Regions from separate parts of the Homo sapiens genome. Here region 1 is linked to region 2. A link is a contact called in ENCODE Hi-C or POLR2A ChIA-PET data. All regions are on one chromosome and are shown on one strand. Each heading gives the region's core, a stretch centred on a gene start or an enhancer-like site at or near the end of the contact. The rest is flanking DNA. Distances are from core to core; before and after follow the strand shown. Region 1 has its middle 35 kb from the start of BAG3. Region 2 has its middle 22 kb from the start of TIAL1.

Evidence for each region. A loop is a pair of places that touch in the nucleus more often than their neighbours do. ChIA-PET counts read pairs that join two places held with the same protein, here RNA polymerase II (POLR2A). Pooled maps may share reads with other maps.
Region 1: a map of K562 shows a loop between it and region 2 (3-fold over the local background). The contact joins two enhancer-like sites. A Hi-C loop is called at or near these places in 18 of 168 maps with a recorded cell type or tissue (CD4-positive, alpha-beta T cell, Caco-2, Calu3 and 15 more) and 22 of 50 pooled maps. POLR2A ChIA-PET finds 5 or more read pairs at or near these places in 9 of 52 experiments (HEK293, MCF 10A, OCI-LY7 and 6 more).

The regions. Positions count from the first base shown.
Region 1 is chr10:119,685,292-119,687,991 of GRCh38, forward strand. No RefSeq gene overlaps it. Among named protein-coding and RNA genes, the nearest start is that of BAG3, 35 kb to the left of the region's middle. RefSeq lists enhancers at 1,345-2,281, 2,282-2,700. Within about 2 kb of position 1,445, at least 15 of the 41 ENCODE cell types and tissues checked have a DNase peak (open chromatin) inside an H3K27ac peak, as active enhancers do.
Region 2 is chr10:119,617,486-119,620,185 of GRCh38, forward strand. No RefSeq gene overlaps it. Among named protein-coding and RNA genes, the nearest start is that of TIAL1, 22 kb to the left of the region's middle. Within about 2 kb of position 1,251, at least 5 of the 41 ENCODE cell types and tissues checked have a DNase peak (open chromatin) inside an H3K27ac peak, as active enhancers do.

The DNA.
Region 1 (2,700 bases), core at 195-2,694, 68 kb after region 2:
ACCCAGGAAGCAGAGGTTGCAGTGAGCCGAGATCACGCCACTGCACTGCAGCCTGGGCAACATAGACTCTGTCTAAAAAAAAAAAAAAGTAAGAAATTAACAAACAAAAGAAAATATATTGTTTAAAAATAAAATTACATTTCATAATTATTGCACGAACAGATTTAAGGATAAAGTTTCCAGTTAGAATGAAAGAGAGAAGGCATGTGTTTACAAACAAGCACGAGGCCCAAGAATAACTTACTGATTAGTATAAAATGTAAATGGTTGATTTTGCACAAATGCGATTTTTCTTTCTTTCTTTTTTATTTTTTTGTGGTCCACTGGAATGAGAAACTCAAAATCTTTCTTTAGAGCTAAGGCTTTTTTCTTCAATCGACTTCCTCAGGTTGAAAGGAGTTAAGGCTTTACCAAAGCAATTTGAAGGTTTGAAATCTCCAGGGAGATTGATTTATGAGTACAGTACACGTTAAGGCTACCTCTGACCTTGGCAGATTGTGGCTGTTAAATTAGGCCCTGGAGTCCTGAGACAGGGGCTCTTCATCTTAGCCTCCTAGCCTCCTTAGTATCTCACTGTGTGTCAGCAATTCCATGAATCCCATTGGATTCATGAAATTTCATTCATGGAATTGGATTCCTACTCATGGAATTTAATGTAATTCCATTGGATTCATGGAATTCCACTTCAGTTCTGTGATTCTCAGTAATATTTCTTTCTTTTTTTTTTTTTTTTTTTTTTTTGAGACAAGGTTCCTCTCTGTCACCCAGTCTGGAGTGCAGTGGCACGACTTAAGCTCACTGCAACCTCCGTTGGCCTCCCTGGCTCAAGCAATTCTCTTGCCTCAGCTTCCCCAGTAGTTGGGCACCACCATGCCCGGCTACTTTTCGCATTTTTCGGTAGAGAGGGGGGTTTCGCCATTTTGGCCAGGCCGGCCTCGAACTCCTGACCTCAGGTGATCCTCCCACCTCGGCCTCCCAAAGTGCTGGGATTACAGGCGTGAGCCACCGTGCCTGGCCAGTTCTGTGATTCTTTGGAGTGCCATGGCGCCATCTCGGCTCACTGCACCTCCGCCTCCCGGGTTCAAGCGATTCTCCTGCCTCAGCCTCCTGAGTAGCTGGTATACAGGTGTGTGCCACGACGTCAAGCTGATTTTTGTTATTTTACCTGAGACGGGGTTTCACCATATTGGCCAGGCTGGTCTCAAACTCCTGGCCTCAAGTGATCCACCTGCCTCGGCCTCCCAAAGTGCTGGGGCTACAGGTGTGAGCCACCACACCAGGCCTCAGGTCTGAGGTTCCTAATTCAGGACTCACCCGCACTAATTGAAACCTGAGGTGAGGGATTTCTCCTCGCTGACCAGTAGGGGGCGCGTCGTGACTGCGCCTTCTGCTTTCACTCCCCGCGCAGGGAAATCCTGTCCTGCTCTCTCAGGGAGCAGTTCCTGACGGTGGGCTCCATTTTATAATAGAATGACTCACCTGAAGAATCACTTCTTTCATTATTTCGTATTCCTCACAATACCAGTGACACACAAAGGCTTTATTTGAAAAACCAAGTAAAGGAAACGAGCACAGGATGTCTGTGCTGGTCTGGTCGGCGTTTATCTCAGCTGGTGAGAACGCAGCCACGCCTCTGTTCACACTGTCATTCCTCCAATAAATAAGATATCCCTGTTTTCTAAAGTCAGGGAGATTTATGAGTCAGAAGTAATCGGATCCACAATCTGATTAGAATTCTATCCTCATAACGGGAGCTGACCGCATCCGCATCCATTTGTGGTCCGGCCCAGTCACCACTTGGTTGGTGTTCTAGCACTATAAGCCAGACTGTGGGGTGGGGGAAGGTGAGTGCTCCCCGCACTTTAATGCCGGGCTTATTTTTCCCTAAGGACCAGGATCGAAATAATGTTAACAGGAAAAACATGCTTCCTCGTATGAGACTGCAGTATTTCACCTTGTATGAGAAAGGAAAAATGAAGGGTGAGACCTGCTTGTTTCTTACATAACTAGGGAGAAATCCATCCCCCCTCTCACCCCGTAGCTCTTCCTGGTGGCAGTAATGATCAGAACCGGGAGTACCCAACTTCTTTCATGCTTGGGGGACTAGAGCTGCCCCCTCCATGCAGAATGGGCAAAGTAAGGGCAGAGGAGATCCATTAGCATCACAATAGGCCTAAAGCCTGCATTTGAAAGCTTCAAGAAAAGACTGAGAGGCAATCTCTTGCTGTTTCCCCTAAAGGCAGATTGGCAGATCAGTCCTCCTATCCGGAGCAGCTAGAAAAGCTGGCAAAACAAACAAGACCTATCTGAAGGTGAGCCGCCAAGGGGGTGAGGATTTGAGGGTCAAGGTCCTGGAGAGAAGGGTTAGCAGAGCTTTGAATTTTGAGGCATTTGCCTATTTCATGAGGCAGAGAAGCTCCCAGCAGTCTCATGCTAAGGAAGGAAGAGCTCAAGTAGTCGCCGCCAGCTTTCAACTTCCAAAGGGCCTCACCCTTTGGAAGGAACAGGAATGAAAATAGAGAAACTCTCACAAAGACTGAAACCCAGCTTCCCATTGGCTTACCGTTTGACTGTGTTACAGGAAAGGGGTCTTGATCCAGACCACAAGAGAAGGTTCTTGGATCTGGAGCAAGAAGGAATTCAGGGTGAGTCCATAGAGTAAAGTGAAAGCAAGTTTATCAGGAAAGTAAAGGAATAAAA
Region 2 (2,700 bases), core at 1-2,500:
CTTCCCAGTCTTGGGTATGTTTTTATCAGTAGCATAAAAACGGACTAATACACTGTGAAACATATAAAAAATGAACAACGTTGGGCGTGGTGGCTTGCATTTGTAATCCCAGCTACTCAGGAAGCTGAGGTGGGAGAATCGCTTGAGGGTGAGAGTTCAAGAGCAGCCTGGGCAAGAGAGCAAGACTTGTCTCTAAAAAATTTTTCTTAAATAAGAAATCAGCTGAGTGTGGTGGTGCATGTCTGTAGTCCCAGCTACTCAGGAGGCTGAGGCAGAAAGATCGTGTGAGCTGTGGAGTTCAAGGCTTCACTGAGCTGCGATCACACCACTGCACTCCAGCCTGGGTGACAGAGCAAGAACCTGTCTCTGAAAAAGAAAAAAGAACAAATAGAGGCATCTGCTTCATGGACCAGCCTTCAAAAGGAGCCTCTGTTGTGCTCCCAAGTCATTTTCACACTGGAAGAAGAGTCAGCAAGGTGGCACCTGTTATCAAATCAGCCCGCTGCTACCTCCCTAATGACCTCCAAAACTGCCCTGAAACTCAGAGACGTTCCAGGATTGATTGCTGTGTGTCCTGAAGTTTCCCTCTGGGCTCAGGTTCCTCAGCTTCCATGAACTGGCTGTTTGGACACCTACTGAACCCTAATTCTATTAGTAATACCGAGGCCCCACTGTAAACTAAAGATTAGAAATGTAAAGGCTTGGCCTCTGCAAACCTCGGGGAGACTCACTGGGCCTGAATCCCACACCCTAGAAGTCTGGTGTCTTGAACCCAAGATTTTGGGGCAGTTTCTGAAGGACTTTCTGATGCTAAAAATGATGGTGAAGGGCAAACGTACACCCAGTTACTCCCAGGGCACTCCCTTTCCTGTACTTGAATACTGGGCTGGCTAGACTCAGATACACATGCACGGACAAACATACACACACACACACACACACACACACACACACACACACTCCTGTTCCATATCTTTGGGTCTCTGCTTGCTCTTACCCTTGCTTCGAATATCCTTTCCACCTTACTTCACACAGCTGACTGTTGCTTAATTATGGAGATTCAGCTCGGGGATCACTTCCTCAATCCCAAGCTGGGCTAATGTTTTCACAGCACCAGGGTTGAGCACCATCTCAGCCTATTACATAAAATGGCCTGGTAATACATCTCCTCCACTGAACCAAAAGTCTCTGAGGATGGGGCCCACGTTCAGCTCCCTGTGGTTCTCAGAGTCTCACCGGATGTCTGCCGCGCTGCAGGTGCTCAGCACAGGTTTGTGGCTCTGTCCAGCGATTATATTCTCAGCCTACAGGCAGCCTCTTCCTTGTAGCATGGCCAGGTTCCCATCGTGCAGACTCATTACATCCGTGCCAGGGCTTGTAAGTTTGCCGCTTATCTGAGGTTCATCTGCAAGAAGCTGTAATTGAAACAGCTTCCAGGATGGAAATATCGTTTCCAGAATTTCATTTTCAAGCTTACAGCCTGGATCGTTCAAGCCGATTACAGGAAACGGTTGCAGTGCTGGTGCTCCCCGGGTTGAATCCAGATGGGTGTGTTTACTAGGCTGAGAAATGTTAATCCTGTCTTTGGCCTAGAAATGTCTGGCATTCACTTTGGAGGGAAATAGAAAAATAAGGTAGTACAGCCAGCCAGGCTCAGTTATATTTCCCTTAAATAATGCTTTTTTCAAAACAAGGTGGGGAGAGGGTCTGCTGGAGGGACCTTTGCCTGAAAGGAGATAGTGTGCAACTGTCATTGATTTTGAAAGTTCAGAAGAAACATTCTGAATAGTCAGTCTTTAGTATCATTACAAGGCTGGCCAAATAACCATGGGCCTGAATGCTGACAGGTGCATGCTTGGGGCTAAGGAACAGAGATCTGAATCTGTTCTCTTCTGAAGGCCATATGTAAGCGTGCATGAAGCCAAATGACAATGAGAGGAAGGGCCTGCACATTTACTGAGCCCTGGCTTCTTTGCCAAGCATTGTACTAAGCACTTCACATTTTTTATATCGTTTGATCCAATAACTCTTTGAGGTGGATACCACTACTACTAATCCCATTTACAGTTGAAGAAACCAAGATTCAAAGAGAGGCTTGCCCAAAGTAGCAGGGCTCCCATATGCTTTGCAAACACTTTTATAACTTTAAACGATTTTTTAACCCTACCACGTGCCGGCACTACAACCAGCCCAGCTGGCGGGTGGTCACTCCTGTCCTGTGTAGTGAAGACCCAAGATCCTCTGGCAAGTGCTCCCAGGCAGCAGGGCAGTGGGGCCCATTTGTCCCTAATAAACCTTTCTTCCATGCAGTGCTCAAACTCCTCAAGAAAGCAAAACACAACAGCTTCAGTAACTAAATAGGCGACCAGTAACCTGCCTGCCCAGAGCTCTCTGAGACTTTTTGTTTTTTTTTTTGTGAGATGGAGTCTCGCTCTGTTACCCAGGCTGCAGTGCAGTGGCGCAATCTTGGCTTACTGCAACCTCCACCTCCCGGGTTCAAGCAATTCTCCTGCCTCAGCCTCCAGAGTAGCTGGGATTACAGGTGCCCACCACCATGCCCGGCTAATTTTTGTATTTTAGTAGAGATGAGGTTTCACCATGTTGGCCAGGCTGGTCTTGAACTCCTGACCTCAGGTGATCCACCCGCCTTGGCTTCCCAAAGTGCTGGGATTACAGGCGGGAGCTACCGCACCCTGCCTG